2 separate regions of the Homo sapiens genome follow, and region 1 is linked to region 2. Evidence: read pairs that join two places in POLR2A ChIA-PET (ENCODE). Cell type or tissue: OCI-LY7. All regions are shown on one strand. Links, peaks and the distances in the headings refer to the core of each region. The heading gives the core; the rest is flanking DNA.

Region 1 (8,331 bases), core at 252-8,251, 100 kb after region 2:
CCCCATCTCAGAAAAATATATAATCGATTAAAAAATTTTTAACAAAATGTGAAACATCACAAATGAGGGTTCTCTGTAAGTTCTCTGACCTGTTGATTAGATGCTTTAGAAGCATTCTTTTTTTTTTTTTTCCAAGACAGGGTCTCACTCTGTCACCCAGGCTGGAGTGCAGTGGCATGATCTTGGCTCACTGCAACCTCCACCTCCCTGGTTCAAGCGATTCTCATGCCACAACCTCCCAAGAAGCCAGGATTACAGGTGCACACCACCACGCCCAGCTAATTTTTGTATTTTTAGTAGACATGGGGTTTCACCATGTTACCCAGGCTGGTCTTGAACTCCTGGCCTCAAGGGATCCACCTGCCTCGGCCTCACAAAGTGCTGAAATTACAGGCATGAGCCACCATGCCCGGCCAGATGCATTCTTTCTGGGTTCCACAGAAGGGCCCCCCATTGACCCTGAGACCTGCTGTCTGAGGCACTCCTCCTATTTCCAGGCACGACTCCTTCCCGGGGTGAATATCCCAAGCTTCATTTGAAAGGAGCCGTAATGATGAGGCAAGAAGCCTTTTCCCAATCCTCCCCAAGGGCTGGTGGTGAACCTCACTCCTGTTTTTAAAGCATTAGCTCAATGAGGTGGCAGTGAGGTCCAGGTATCCACTTTTCTTGATTAAACCGAGAATGCCTTTGCCTTCCATAAGGTCCAATTCCAGACTGGGTGTTGGGCTTGATTTAGGCTTGGGGGGCCTCCCGGGCAGGGCAGCAGTGCAAGTCAGCACCTGGTGTGTGGCCAAGATTATATTTCCTGTCCCCAGGTCCAGTGCATGGACACACAGGCTGGCAAAGGAATCGGCCCTCACTGTGACTGTGGGGCTTCCTTCCCTCCTTCCCTGGCCTATTTCTAAGGATGCCTCGCTCATCCCCAGACTCCAAGGATGCCTCTCCAGCTTGGTTTGGGTTTTTGGTGTTTTGGGTTTTTTTTTTTTTTTTTTTTTTTTTGAGACAGAGTCTCGCCCTGTTGCCCAGCCTGGAGTGCAGTAGCACGATCTTGGCTCACTGTAATCTCCACCTCCCAGGTTCAAGCAATTCTCCTGCCTCAGCCTCCTGAGTAGCTGGGATTACGGGTGCATGCCACCACACCCAGCTAATTTTTGTATTTTTAGTAGAGACAAGGTTTCACCATGTTGGCCAGGCTGGTCTCGAACTCCTGACCTCAGGTGATCCGCCCACCTCAGCCTCCCAAAGTGCTGGGATTACAGGTGTGAGCCACCACGCCCAGCCTGGTTTGAGTTTTAAGTGTCACCAGAGGCAGACTGGGGACTCCAGGGCAGAGACTCACTCTTCCTTAGTTACATTTCATCCCAGCCATGGCCATGACCCCTATTGTCTCCCCGAAGTGTATCAAGGCTACTCAGCTGCAAAGTGAGGGGTTGGCTCTCACCCCAAAATGTGGAGGGTTGGCTGGACGCAGTGGCTCATTCCTGTAATCCCAGCACTTTGGGAGGCCGAGGCAGGAGGATTGCTTGAGGCCAAGAGGTCGAGACCATCCTGGGCAATATAGCCAGACCCCCATATCTAAAAAAAAAAAAAAAAGCAAAAAATTGGAGGGTCCTAGGGGGTGTCAGGGCCAATATGTTCTAAGGTCACTCTGACCCACCCTCCTTTCAGATGAGGAAACTGAGGCTGAGAAGGCAGGTAAGCCTATCCAGGCCCACAGTGGGGCTTCCAGACTCCCAGGTCCTCCTCCCTGGTGCAAAGACCACAGGATACCAGGGAATGGGTCACCTCAATAGACAGCACAGGGACGTGGTTAAAAGCACAGGCCCGGGGCTCACACTGCCCAGGCTCAGCCTCTTCTCAGCCACTTACCAACCCCAGGACACCGAATAGCCATTTAACTCCTCTTTAATAGCCATTGAGCTTCAGAGAGTCCATTCATAAAATAGATAAAAATAGAAGCTGTTCCATGCAATAGATGCCCAGTATCTGACATGCAGTGAAGCACTCAATAAATTCTAGATATTATTGTTATTAATGTAGACATCTTTCATCAGATTCTCTTTGTGAATTACAGCAAGTTTATAGGCTGGGGGGTGGATATTGAGAGCACTTCTTTGCTATTTGTGGCTAGGCTTGTAAATCTGAAGGGTTGCTTTGGTTTGCTATTAGCATTCAATTGTGCCTAGAGATACTGTATAAATTTTAAAAAGCCTGTTTATGCCAGGTGTTGTGGCTCACGCCTGTAATCTCAACATTTTGGGAGGCTGAGGTGGGAAGACAACTTGAGTCCAGGAGTTTGAGACCAGCCTGGACAACATAGTGAGTCCCTGTTTCTTTCTTTCTTTCTTTTCTTTTTTTTTTTTTTTTTAAAAAGCCTGTTTGTGATGACTGTTCTAGACATAGATACTTTTACTTCAATGGAAGAGGATATTTGATATTATATCTTCCTGAATAAATGTACATAATCTATCCTATTAAAAAAAAAAAAAAACCCCAGCCAGGCGTGGTGGCTCATGCCTGTAATCACAGCACTTTGGGAGGCCGAAGTGGGCAAATCACGAGGTCAGGAGATCGAGACCATCCTGGCTAACACGGTGAAACCCTGTCTGTACTAAAAATACAAAAAATTAGCAGGGCGTGGTGGCGGGCGCCTGTAGTCCCAGCTACTCAGGAGGCTGAGGCAGGAGAATGGCGTGAACCCGGGAGGCAGAGCTTGCAGTGAGCCGAGATGGTGCCACTGCACTCCAGCCTGGGCGACAGAGCGAGACTCTGTCTTAGAAAAAAAAAAAAAATTCCCAGCCAGGTGTGGTAACTTACACCTGTAATCCCAGCACTTTGGGAGGCCAAGGCAGGCGGATCACAAAGTCAGTAGTTCGAGACCAGCCTGACCAAAATTGTGAAACCCCATCTCTACTAAAATACAAAAATTAGCCGGGCGTGGTGGCACATGCCTGTAATCCCATCTACTCAGGAGGCTGAGGCATGACAATCGCTTGAACCCAGGAGGTAGAGGTTGCAGTGAGCCGAGATCGTGTCACTGCACTCCAGTCTGGGCGACAGAGCGAAACTCCACCTCAAAAAAAAAAAAAAAAATTCCAGCTCTATCCAAAACACAGGCAATAACAAATGCTGGCAAGGTTGTGGAAAAGGGGGAACCCTCATACACTCTTGGTAGGAATGTAAATTAGTACATCAACTATAGAGAACAGTTTGGAGGTTCCTCAAAAAACTAAAAATACAGCTATGACACGATCCAGCAATCCCACTGCTAGATTTATCCCCAAAAGAAAGGAAATCAGTCTATGAAAGAGATCTCTGCATTTCATGTTTATTGCACCACTGTTCACAGTAGCCAAGATTTGGAAGCAACTTAAGTGTCCATTGACAGATGAACGGATAAAGAAAATGCGGTATTTATACACAATGGAGTACTATTCAGCCATAAAAAGAATGAGATTCTGTCATTTGCAACAACATGGATGGAAGCAAAGTTCTTTCTGTTAAGTGAAATAACCCAGGCACAGGAAGACACACTTTGCATGTTCTTCCTTATTCATGGGAGCTAAAAATTAAAAATAATTGAACTCAGGCCAGACGCGCTGGCTCACGCCTGTAATCCCAGCACTTTGGGAGGCTGAAGCAGGTGTATTACTTGAGGTCAGGAGTTCAATACCAGCCTGGCCAACATGGTGAAGCCCTGTCTCTCCTAAAAATACAAAAATTAGCCGAGCATGGTAGCACGCGCCTGTAATCCCAGCTACTTGGGAGGCTGAGGCAGGAGAATGGCCTGAGCCTGGGAGGTGAACGATGCAGTGAGCCGAGATCGTGCCACTGGACTGCAGCCTGGGCGACAGAGCAAGACTCCATCTAAGAAATTAATTAATTAATTAAAACAAAATAAAATAATTGAACTCATGGAGATAGAGAATAGAAGGATGGTTACCAGAGGCTGGGAAGGGTAGGTGGCAGGGGCGGGTGAAAGAGGGGATGGTTAATGGGTGCAAAAAATAGTTAGAAAAAATGAATAAGACCTTGTATTTGATAGTACCACAGGGTGACTACAGTCAATAGGAATTGTGCATTTTAAAATAACTAAAAGAGTATAACTGGATTGTTTGTAACACAAAGGATAAGCGCTTGAGGAGATGGATACCCCATTTATCCTGATATGATTTTTTTTGAGACGGAGTCTTGCTCTGTTGGCCAGGCTGGAGTGCAGTGTCACTATCTCAGCTCACTGCAACTTCTGCCTCCCGGGTTCAAGCAATTCTCATGCCTCAGCCTCCCGAGTAGCTGGGATTACAGGCATGGGCCACCACACCCGGCTTATTTTTGTATTTTTAGTAGAGACGGGGTTTCACCATGTTGGTCAGGCTGGTCTCGAACTCCTGACTTCCTGACCCACCCGCCTCGGCCTCCCAAAGTGCTGGGATTACAGGTGTGAGCCACTGCGCCCGGCCCCCCGATGTGATTATTATACATTGCATGCCTGTATCAAAATGTCTTATGTGCCCCATAAATATATACACCTACTATGTACCCACAAAAATAAAAAAAAAAAAATTCGAGTCGTTGGTGAAGGATTAGGATGGATCTCAAGGTTTTGTGCCTGGAAGTCCCCTTCACCCTTCTGCACTCACCTCTGCACACATTTCTGTCTTTAAATGACATCCATCAATCAACTACATTGATGTAGTTGTAGTGCTGCTCACTGCACAATCAGGACTGTTTGCAGAGTAGGCATTTGGAACATCACTCCATGGGTCGCCACTGAGGCAGAGCCAAAGGTGAGTAACTGTGGCAACTCACAATGTAGTATTCCGGTGGAGAAAACCAACAAAGTAAAAAAACAGTCCACAAGAGGATGCCTGCCTCCCTCCCTCCCTCCCTCCTTCCCTCCTTCCCTCCTTTCATTCCTTTTTTTTTTTTTTTTTTGAGACGGAGTCTTGCTCTGTCACCCAGGCTGGAGTGCAGTGGTGCGATCTCGGCTCACCGCAAGCTCTGCCTCCCGGGTTCACACCATTCTCCTGCCTCAGCCTCCCTAGTAGCTGGGACTACAGGTGCCCGCCACCGCACCTGGCTAATTTTTTGTATTTTTAGTAGAGACGGGGTTTCACCGTGTTAGCCAGGATGGTCTCGATCTCCTGACCTTGTGATCCACCCGCCTCTGCCTCCCAAAATGCTGGGATTACAGGCGTGAGCCACCGCGCCTGGCTGGACTGCATGCCTGCCTGCCTGCCTGCCTTCCTTCTTTCCTTCCTTCCTTCCTTCTTTCCTTCCTTTCTTCCTTTCTCTCTTTCTCTTTTCTTTCTTTCTTTTCCTTTCTTTCTTCTTTCCCCTTCTTCCTTCCTTCTGCCCCCTTTCCTTTTTTTCTTTTCTTTCTTCCTTTCTCTTTCCTTTTCTTTTGTCTCTTTCTCTTTCCTTTCTCTTCTTTCTTTCTCTCTCCTTCTTCCTTACTTCTCTCTTTCTTGCTTTCTCTCTCTCTCTCTTTCCGTGTGTGTGTGTGTGTGTGTGTGCACACTGACATTCATGACTCCAGCTCCCCAAGATGGGGCGTCTTTGTCCGTGGGATCCAGTGGAGATTTTCTTTCTGCCTGGATTGCAAATCTGGGGCAGGAAAGCAGAAAAAGTATCAGGAAGCCAGGCATGGTGACACGCACTTGTAGTCCCAGCTACTTGGGACACTGCCGCTAGAGGATCCCTTGAGCCTGGGAGTTCAAGGCTGCAATGGCTATGATCGCACCACTGCACTTCAGCCTGGGTGACATAGCAAGACCCTGTCTCTAAAAAAAAAAAAAAAAAAGTATTAGAGAACTGCCACTTAATGCAAGAAAAGGGAAACTGCACTAGGAAAACATATGCATAATTTAACAAAAGGAACACGAATATTTGATGAAGGTGCAGGAGGAACATACTCTCATACACGGTTAGAGAATGAATTAGTTTCAACTTTCTAAAACCCTACCTGGCAAATAAAGTCTTTACATTTTTAAAAGTATATAGTTTTTGGTCTGTGCATATTTGTGTGTGTACAGAAAAACACTGGAAGGCGCTAGGCAAACATTTATAGTGGTTTTACCTAGTTGAAGGAATTATGGATAATTATTTTTATGTTTTCTTATAATTTCTTCCAATGCTTCTGCCTTTCCTCAAAAATGTTTTTTTTTTTTTTTGAGACAGAGTCTTGCTCTGTTGCCCAGGCTGGGGTGCAGTGGCGTGATCTCAGCTCACTGCAATCTCCACCTCCCGGGTTCAAGCGATTCTTCCGTCTCAGCGTCCTGAGTAGCTGAAATTACAGGCATGCACCACCATATGCCCGGCTAATTTTTGTATTGTTAGTAGAAACGGGGTTTCACCCTTTTGGCCAGGCTGGTCTCGAACTCCTGACCTCAAGTGATCCGCCCGCCTCAGCCTCCCAAAGTGCTGAGATTACAGGCGTGAGCCACTGCGCCCAGCCCAAGACAAGACATCTTTAAAAGGAAGGGGGAAGGAAAGAAAGGGCTCGACAAATGTGGGCACGCAGGGAGATGCCTTCATTTGCACACATGAGTCAGGTCAGGTCCACCTGGGGGGCAGAGGAGGAAACTGAGCTTCCAAACTAATATTTCTCCCAACACAAAGACTCGGGACCATGATTACAGCTAGTTCTGTGGCCCAGGGCAGGCAATCTAATCCCTCTGAGACTCAGTTTATTTATTTATTTATTTATTTATTTATTTATTTATTTATTTAGAGATGGAGTCTCACTCTGTCACCCAGGCTGGAGTGCAGTGGCGCGATTTCAGTTCACTGCAACTTCTGCCTCCCGGGTTCCAGCGATTCTCCTGCCTCAGCCTCCTGAGTAGCTGGGACTACAGGTGCCCGACACCACGCCTGGCTAATTTTTTTATATTTTTAGTAGAGACGGGGTTTCACCATATTGGCCAGGCTGGTCTCGAACTCCTGACCTTGTGATCTGCCCACCTTGGCCTCCCAAAATGCTGGGGTTACAGGTGTGAGCCACTGCACCCAGACTATTCTTTCTTATTTTTTTAGAGACAGGGTCTTGCTCGGTCGCCCAGGCTGGAGTGTAGTGGCGCAATCATAGCTCTCTACAGTCTCCAACTTCTGGGCACAAGTGACCCTCCCACTTCAGCCCCCTGAGTGACTGGGACCGCACTTGGCTCTTTTTTTTTTTTTTGGAGAGATGAACGCTCACTATGATGCCCAGGCTGGTGTTAAACTCCTGGGTTCAAGCAACCCTCTTGCCTCTTCCTCCCAAAGTGCTGGGATTACAAATGTGAGCCACTGCGTCCAGTTGATTTGTATTTTTTAATCTGAAGCTGCTCTGGTGTTAGGACTGACTTGCTTCCTGAGTACAGATTTAGATGTCACTACAGTACTGATTCCCGAGTGCCCTGAGGCACGCGTCCTCCTGTGTGGGGAGTCCTTATGGTCCCTTCCGGGCTTGATTCTTCTCAAATGTTTAAGCATTTTTATTTATGTATTTATTTTTTTGAGACAGAGTCTTGCTGTGTTGCCCAGGCTGGAGTACAGTGGTGCAATCTCAGCTCACTGCAACCTCTGCCTCCCAGGTTCAAGCGATTCTCCCACCTCAGCCTCCCAAGCAGCTGGGACTGCAGACACGTACCACAACACCTGGCTGATTTTTTTTTTTTTTTTGAGACAGAGTCTTGCTGTGTTGCCCAGGCTGGAGTGCAGTGGCAAGATCTCGGCTCACTGGAAGCTCTGCCTCCTGGGTTCACGCCATTCTCCTGCCTCAGCCTCCCGAGTAGCTGGGACTACAGGCGCCCGCCTCCACGCCCAGCTTTTTGTATTTTTAGTAGAAACGGGGTTTCACCGTGTTAGCCAGGATGGTCTCGATCTCCGGACCTCGTGATCTGCCCACCTTGGCCTCCCAAAGTGCTGGGATTACAGGCATGAGCCACAATGCCCAGTGAAGTGAAACACTTTGTATGCTCTCCCTGCTCCAGAGACAGAGGCCACTTCCCAAAAAGACATGAGGCCACGGACACGCAGTGAGCTGGCAATCTGTGCTTAGTTTTATTTCCTGGAATTGGCAAGGGGAGTCACTGCTCTCAATTGGACATCGAACTTCCAAATGGTGAAAAATGAGGGTTGTGTGTATATCATGGGTATCTCTGTGTGTATGTGCGTGTGTGTGTGTTTGTGTGTGTGTGACAGAGAGAGACTCTGAGAGAGAGAGAGATAGAGATCGAGTTTGGCGGTTGGGCACAGTGGCTCACACCTGTAATCCCAGCACTTTGTGAGGCCGAGGCGTGTGGATCACTTGAGTTCAGAAATTTGAGATCAGCCTGGCCAGCATGGTGA
Region 2 (8,331 bases), core at 30-8,029:
GGTCCTTACAGCAGGATACACAGTTTGCAATTAACACTATTAATATTATTAAACTGCACACACACAGGATCACAAAAGATGAGGAAACTTCTGCAGCAGGTGGCGCCTCCCCTGGAAAGAGAGATAAATAATATTAAAAACATGTACATTCCAAAATCAACTTTAATTAGTGAATCAATATATTTTCCTCTACATACAAATGGGTGTAAGGGTTAATAAAATAATGCTCGAGAAAAAGCTGATGATCCATCCAGGATAAGAAGCTGCTGTTTCTTTGAAATAATTTAGATTTACAGAGGAGTTACAGAGACAATACAGAGAGTTCATATACAGCCTTCACCCAGCTTCCACTAATGCTAACATCGTACATTACCACAGTATGCTGATCAAAACTAGGACAGTAACACTGGTAACAAGGCTATGAAGTGAACTTCAGGCTTTATTCGGATTTTACTGTTTTCTCCACTTTAGTCCTTTTTTCTTTTCAGACTCAATCCAAACTACCAACGTTGCATTTAATCACCACATGCCCCTCAGCTCCTCCAGTCTCTGACAGCTTCTCGTCTTTCCTCGCATTTCATAACTCTTGACACTTTTGAAGAGTGCTGGTCAGTTATTTTGTGGAATGTCTCTCAATCTGGGCCACCCAATGTCTTCTCAGGATTAGACCAAGGTTGTGGCTACCTGGGAAGGAGTTAGAGAATTCCAGTGGGGTGAACTGTCCTGCTTGCACAGCAGGGCGCATGACCTATGCCTGGTGAGGTGACTTTGATCCCATGGGCCAGGTGGCTCCCACCAGGCGTCACCAACCCACTGCAGGCCTACCTTTCCCTTCTCATACTCTATTCCTCGAAAGCAATGCTGGCCCACAGGGAACGGACGTAAGCTGTACTTCCTGGAGGGAGGAGTAGTAGAGTCTGTAGACACAGGTTAAAAACCCTCCAGTAATTAGTAATATCAGGGGAAGAAACTTTGAGGCTATGCAACTGCCTGTTTCTCCTTCAGGTCTTGCACACCAGTTTTCTGCATCTGTCAGGGCATCTTGCCTACAGCAATTACTACTGTGATGTTTGGAAGGTGATTTTCTATTTCCCTCATTTCTTCTACATTTGTTATTTGGAATTCTGTAAGGAAGATTGGTCCCCTCTCCTCCCCTTATTTATTTTATTCAGTCATGTATATACTTATGGACTCACGGATATTTATTCTCCGGGCTGTAATCCAAAGTCATCATCACTTATTTTGTGGCTCCAACGATTCCAGCCTTGTCACTGGGAGCTCTACCAAGGTGACTACTGGATCTTTTTGGCATGCCCCATCCTTCCCTTTTTCTCCAACTCTTCCTTACTTCCGGGCACGACAGGAAGCTCCAGGCTCCTCATATTTTCCCTACTCTGCTTGAGAACCAGCCATTGCTCCAAGGAGCTCTGGTCATGATAAGCAGGGAGGGAGGCGGCCTGCAGACTACAGCCTGAGGCCTGCTGTTGCGTGGGGGGCCTCCCCTGACTCTCCAGCAAAGAATGATTTCTACATCTTTAAGGGGCTGTTTAAAAAAAAAAAAGAATATGCCAAGGATACTGCCTGTGAGCCACAATGCCTAAAATATTTTACCGCCTGGCCTTTTCCCATCCCTATCTAGAGCATAAAGATTTTTACATCTTATTTTTAGCAAGTTCTTCATTATCCGGAAAACATATTATTCAACTAGGATAGTTGTGAACCTTTTCTTTGTTAGAGCAAACTATTAAAGTCTCAGCTACTGGAGTTTTACTGAGAAATAAACTTTTCCTTAAAATCCTCATCTATGGCAGGCACAGTGAGCATGCCTGTAATCCCAGCACTTTGGGAGGCCAAGGTGGGAGGATCGCTTGAGCCCAGGAGTTTGAGACCAACCTGGGCAACAAAATGAGACTCCATATCTACAAAAAATAGCAATAAAAATAAAAGTTAGCTGGGCGTGGTGACACGTGCCTGAAGTCCCAGCCACTCAGGAGCCTGAGTGGGAGGATGGCTTCAGCCCAGGAGGAGGAGGCTGCAGTGAGCTGTGAGCACATCACTGCACTCCGGTCTGGGTGACAGAGCAAGACCCTGTCTCAAAAAATAAAAATAAAAAATAAAAATAAATCCTCATCTATGGCTAATTAAGTGTTCAAATGCACCAAAAGGAAGGCAGAGAGATAAATTAATGAGGTTATTTTTTTCTTAAATGAAGCTAGGGTACTTGAAGAGAGGAAAAACTAACCCAAACTCCTAGGTGAGCAAAACACATTCTTGAATCTAAAATAAGCTTCAGTGAAGATCAGGGAAGTCTAAAATGAACTGCAAACAGAACTAAGTTCTTTTTCAATAACAAAAGGTCCCTTTGTGAAAGCAATGCTGAAACACCATTGTTACATGCGGGCTCAGTCTGTGCTTAAGAATAATACAGTTAACCAAGGGGTGTTGAGAATCTCCGAGTTCTAAATCAACAAAGTCTAAAACAGAGGAAAGCCCATACATTTAACACAGGAGGTAACTCGGTGCTTCCTCTTGAAACCAATCTGGAGGAAGTCAACTTTCAATGAGAACAAGAACTCCCTAACCACAGACACACTTGTGTCCATTTGGAAAACCTAAACTAAGTGAGGAGCTTGAGGCACTGAGAGCCAATTCTTATGAAGACCAAGAAGGATGATTTTCTTCTCTTCCTCCTTGCAGTGAGCTGTTCACTCATCCAGACAAGAAGCCTGTGCTTCCCCACTGGAATTTCTTCTTCTTTTTTTTTTTTTTCTATTGAGAGATGGGAGTCTCACTATGTTGTCCAGGCTGGTCTTGAACTCCTGTGCTCAAGTGCGCCACCCACTTCAGCCTCCCAAAGCGCTGGGATTACAGGCATGAGCCACTGCGCCAGACTGCTGGAATTATTTCTGAAGAACTGTGCTTCACTCCCGATGCACATAATAAAAATTAAATTTGACTCCTGAGGAAAGCAAAGCGCTTTCACGTACACTGTTTTTTATTGATTGTTTTTAAAGACGCATTTGGATTGTAAGGGAGAATAAAAAGAAAAAATAACACACAGTTTGTCCACTGCATCTCTGAATTTCAGGTGCATCTCACACTTCAAGTTAGCTTAACTGGCAGCATTTCTTCTTTTTAATGGTACAAAACTAAGGGTGTGACTTATCATCAACCTCATCTGACATTTGATAAAATACAGCATTATTTCATTTGGCTGTCACAATACCTCTGAGGTAATACGACCAGCTCCACGTCACAGATGAAGAAACTGATATGCCCATGAACCCAGGTGGGACAGTGGCAGGCCAGACTGAGTTTAGGTGTGCTGGGTGCAAGCTCCCTCGCTTTCCTTGAAACCCCACTGCTCTGCCTCTATGTGGTTAACCTTTAACACTTAAAAACAGCCCACTGTCCTTTGAACCCAAGTCTGTCATTAATTAGGGTAGTTTATACTTCCTCAAACTCCACATAGCTGATCTTGACTTACTTTTTCCTCTCTTGCACCCAGAGTTTTTGTTTTGTTTTTTTAAGCATCACAAACTACTTATTTATTACAGAACTGGATAAGGACTGTATGAATGCCAGCCTAATTATCTGATTCATGAAAGTGTCCTCTGTGAGTCACTAGATAGGTATGAAGAGTATAACCAGGTTAAGACCAATGAACTATGCCACGCTTTGCCCTAGCTCTCTGCTACACTTACTTCTGCTAGGGTCTGCAGGGCACCTACTCTCCCTTAGATTTCCTCAGTGTGAACCACACTTACTCAACCTCAGTATCTAACAGTCCCATTAAAACTACTGCCTCAGAAATTGACTAGGTAGCTTCAAGTAGACATTTTTAGTTACCCCTTTTTAAAACTTTAAAGTATTTTTCTTTTGATGAATCCAAAAGCACTGTGCTATAAAAAAAAACTCTATTTAGCAATGAAAAAAAAAAACTTCCATAAAATGAGGAAATCAAACATAGGCTGGAAGGTGAGATGGGTTTGCAGAAACCACAGAGAGGAAGTAAATTCTAGACTTGAGGAACCACAAATAAAATCCCTATACCGCCGTGGTCAAACTAGAAACCAGTCCCTGACACAGTTCCTGACTGCAGCTGTTAGAACCTGATAAAGAAAGGCAGCTTTAACATGCAGCCTACAGCACTGAGAAGGGCATACGTCGAGCCAGTCATCTACCAAACAACATCAAGAACAGGCATCACCATACATTTAGGCAGCTTTTCCCATCACAAATTGAGAGCAAGCACCACATGAGGTCTGGCGGAATACGTATGCTTTCCCCAAGACACTGATTAAAAAACACCCGGCATGTCTACAGCACATTCTGTGAGTTTTCATTTAATAGTTTTCAAAGCATTTTAATAGCTACCTAGAACTTGATTCAATAAGCAGAAAACTTGAGAAACTCTAAGAGGTAGGTACATATTATCTGTTTTAGAGACAGGTAATTTGGAGAATGCAATTTCTCAGTAATGACTCAAGGTAAGCCAGGAATACCACCTATTAATTCAACCATTATAACTCCAGCCCAATTATCTGATTCACGATCTCTAGAACCTCAGATGAAACTGGACCCATATGTAATTAACTAAAGAGTTGTCTGTGAAGCCATTTTGGGATTCAATTAAAAAAAAAATTAAAGGCCACAGATAAAAAGAAATGATGATCAATATTTAGATCCATTAGGGATTACAAAATGCTGGATATCCTAATGTTGTCATTCCTTGTTCAGTCACTAGTGGATATGCTTTTATAAAGAGAAATTTCCTCACATTTACTATTTGGTTACCCAGTGGTTCAAGTCATAAGGAAAAGGCAGACTAGATACTTCAATCTTTCTCTTTGCCAGTTTTTAAAAAATGAGTTGGTGGTTGGGTGCGGTGGCTCACGCCTGTAATCTCAGCACTTTGGGAGGCCAAGGTCGGGGGACCGCAAGGTCAGGAGATTGAGACCATCCTGACCAACATGGTGAAATCCCGTCTCTACTAAAATACAAAAAATTAGCCAGGCGTGGTGCCGCGCGCCTGTGGTCCCAGCTACTCGGGAGGCTGAGGCAGGGGAATTGCTTGAACCCAGGAGGCAGAGGTTGCAGTGAGCCAAAATTGCGCCACTGCACTCCAGCCTGGGCGACAGAGTGAGACTCCGTCTCAAAAAAAAAAAAGTTGGTTCACTAGCATCCTCTGGCAGTGACCAGTTCAGAGAGCTGCTGTCACTGTTTTGTGGTATCATCATGAGCTAATGGATTTAAAGCACCCACAGGCTTCCATCCGTTGTGGTTGTTCTGATTGACACTCCCATTGTCCTGTCTTTGGCAAGCAGGGCCTCTAAAGCGGTTTGCTCCCAAGCCCTCCCACAGGGTCCCGGCAGGCCTGGGTGGAGTTCTTGTTCCCTGGGTTGTTCCAGGCTCATCTTTTATAGTTTCTGTTTCAAACCTCCTATCAATCATTTCCCCAAAGAGCCCTGGTTTCTTTTAAAGTGAACTGCTAATGTAAAGACCTCGGTTCAGGAAGTAGAGCTGCTTATTCACTGCTGGTGTCACAACTACCTTAGAAAACAATGTATCACAGTTTTGTAACATTGAACTTTGGTACCCCTGTGGTCTAAGCAGCTGCTCTCTTCGGGTAATAGGGATCAGGAAACTGTGGCCACTGGGTGAAATCCTGCCCACAGTTTTTGTTTTGGTATGGCCTGAAAGCTAAGAATAATTAAGAATTCACGTTTTTAAATCGTATTTTTAATCCAAAATAACATTTTATGACACATGAAATTTATATCAATAGCTGATAACACAGAAAGACAGACATTATCTCCTGACAGAAAAACACATCACCACCTATGCAACAGTACTGCCCAAAACAAGCAAACAAAAACAATATCAAACCTGAATCTAATCAACCACCTAGATCCAAATGTCAATGTATAGGAAACATTATGAATAGCGAGACATGTGAAATACCACCACAAGAATGTAATCAGCAAAACACAGGCTGTGAAAAACACTTGGGGAGAAAAGCCTAGGAAAATGTAAAAAAGAAAGAGATGAAGAGAGGGAGAGTGGCAAACATTAAAAGACTTAAACGACCTACCCACCAATTCCAACATATGGATGTTATTTGAATCATGATTCAACCTATTTTAAAAACTATGACATTTCAGGCTATTGGAAATCTGAACACTAACTGACCATATTAAGAAAATGTAATTCATTTCTCCTTGGAGTGATAATGGTCATGTGCTTGTTTTTAAATGTAGTCCTTATCTTTTGGAGATAGTGACCTACTTAATGATGTCTGGAATTTGCTTCCAAACAGCACGAGGGCGTGGAGAAAGTGGACGGGGGCAGCATGAAGAAAGATGGGCTGCAGCTAATTCAGGCTGGGTGGAAGCTGTGTGGGAATTCATTACAGTATCTATGTCTTGCATGCTTGAAGCTTTCATTTATTAAATGAATTTAAAAGTTTAAATGGAAGAAAGCAGATATCATAATTTATAATCCATATTCTTGCCTACTCTTGATATGGCCATTAACGTGCTAGGGCTGTCATAATCAAGTATCACAAACTGGGTGACTCAAATAACCAAAATTTATTCTCTAGTTTTGGAAGCTCCAAGTCCAAGATCAAGGTGGCAGCAGGATGGGCTCCTTCTGAGGGCTGTGGTGGCAGGGTTTGTTCTAGGCCTCTCCTTGCTTCTGGCAGCTGGCTGCCTTTTCCCTAAGTCTCTTCCCATCATCTCCCCTCTACGTGTGTCTGTGTCCAAATTTCCTCTTCCTATATATAAGGACAGCAGTCACACTGGATTAGGCCCACCCTCATGACCGCATTTTCACTTGATCATCCCCGTAAAGACCCTCTCTCCAAATAAGGTCCCATTCTGAGGCACTGGGGTTAGGGTTTCCACGTATGAATTTAGGGGGAACACCATCCAACCCATCTCTAGGACAGATGCTTAAATGAAAACAAGGAAAAACAAAGAAGAGCCAAAGACCAGTAGGTGCACATATAACAGCAGCTACCTGCAAGGACAGAAACAGAGTGGCTGGGGGACAGAGTGTGCTATATCCTTTCCTATTTGTTGGTATAGCACAAAGGTGCTATATCCTTTCCTATTTGATGAATTTTGTACCCCCAGCTTCTCGCCATCTTTAACCTAATGGCAAAATTCCTTCATAAGGCTTCAGCATCCAACGTTGCCTGGCTACTTCTGACCTCCCAGCCCCGACTCCATCACTCCCCGCCAGCTCTCTACTATGAGCTATGATGACCCTCTCTCCATCCTTCCAGATGGATCTTCTGCCAATTCATTCTCATATCTTCCACCACCCAGAGACGCTAACATGACATGCTCCCCTGCCCCCACCATTCATTCATCCCTGCCCATCAGAGCTCAACTCAGAAACCATCCTTGAGGCCCGCGGTTGGAGTCCCTGCCTGTGCACCCCCAATTACCGTGCATCGGCCCATGGAATCTGTCACTCCATGTTGCAAATGCCCATATGCCTTCCCCACTAGGCTGCAAGCTGAATGGGGTCACGGGCCAGGCTTGTATAATCCACCAATGACTCCCCAGAGCCTAGCCCAGCGCCTAGCATTCAGGTAGAAGTCGGGGTAAGAAAAAGGGAAAAAAGTTAGAGAGCGATGAAGGGGCATGAGCAAGCGAGGGAAAATAAGCAAGCAAGGGAACGAAACAGGAAAAACAACAACAACAGAAAGAAACCATAACCAACCTACCGGATCACAGAATAAACTTACGAGCTAGGCACAGTGGCTCACGCCTGTAATCCCAGTGCTTTGGGAGGCTGAGGTAGGAGGATCACTTGAGCCCAGGAGTTCAAGACCAGCATGGGCAACATAGTGAGACATCATCTCTACAAAAAGTGTGAAAAATCAGCCAGGTACGGTGACACACACCTGTAGTCCCAGCTACTTGGGAGGCTCACCTGAGCACAGGAGGTCAAGGCTGAAGTAAGCTACGATCACACCACTGCACTCCAGCCTGGACAACAAAGTAAGACCCTATCACAAAACAAAACAAAACAAAACAAAACAAAACAAAACAAAACTGAATAAACTTATGGGCCAGGTACGGCGGCTCATGCCTGTAATCCCAGTGCTTGAGCTCAGGAGTTCAAAACCAGCCTGGGTCTCTACAAAAAAATACAAAAACTTAGCCGGGCGTGGTGGCATGAGCCTGTAGTCCCAGCTACTCGAGAGGCTGAGGTGGGAGGATGGCTTGAGCCCAGGATGTTAAGGCTGCAGTGGTGTGCGATCGTGCCACTGCACTACAGCCTGGGTGACAGCCTGGGTGACACAGTGAGACTGTC

The links. Peaks named below come from ENCODE experiments on the same cell type or tissue, not always from the same donor. Only the 100,000 strongest peaks of a DNase experiment are listed, where the experiment ranks them.
Region 1: POLR2A ChIA-PET joins it to region 2 with 6 read pairs; 4 of 35 experiments call an interaction of 5 or more read pairs at or near these places.

The regions. Positions count from the first base shown.
Region 1 is chr7:98,024,876-98,033,206 of GRCh38, reverse strand. No RefSeq gene overlaps it. Among named protein-coding and RNA genes, the nearest start is that of OCM2, 39 kb to the right of the region's middle. In OCI-LY7, for the core only: no CTCF peak of the experiment used is centred there; no DNase peak of the experiment used is centred there.
Region 2 is chr7:98,129,095-98,137,425 of GRCh38, reverse strand. It overlaps LMTK2 (lemur tyrosine kinase 2), which reads right to left. Exons shown (of 14, transcript NM_014916.4): 2 at 1-111. Among named protein-coding and RNA genes, the nearest start is that of LMTK2, 26 kb to the right of the region's middle. RefSeq lists enhancers at 3,926-3,975, 4,535-5,035. In OCI-LY7, for the core only: a CTCF peak has its summit at 105 (motif pointing right); a DNase peak (open chromatin) is centred at 4,075.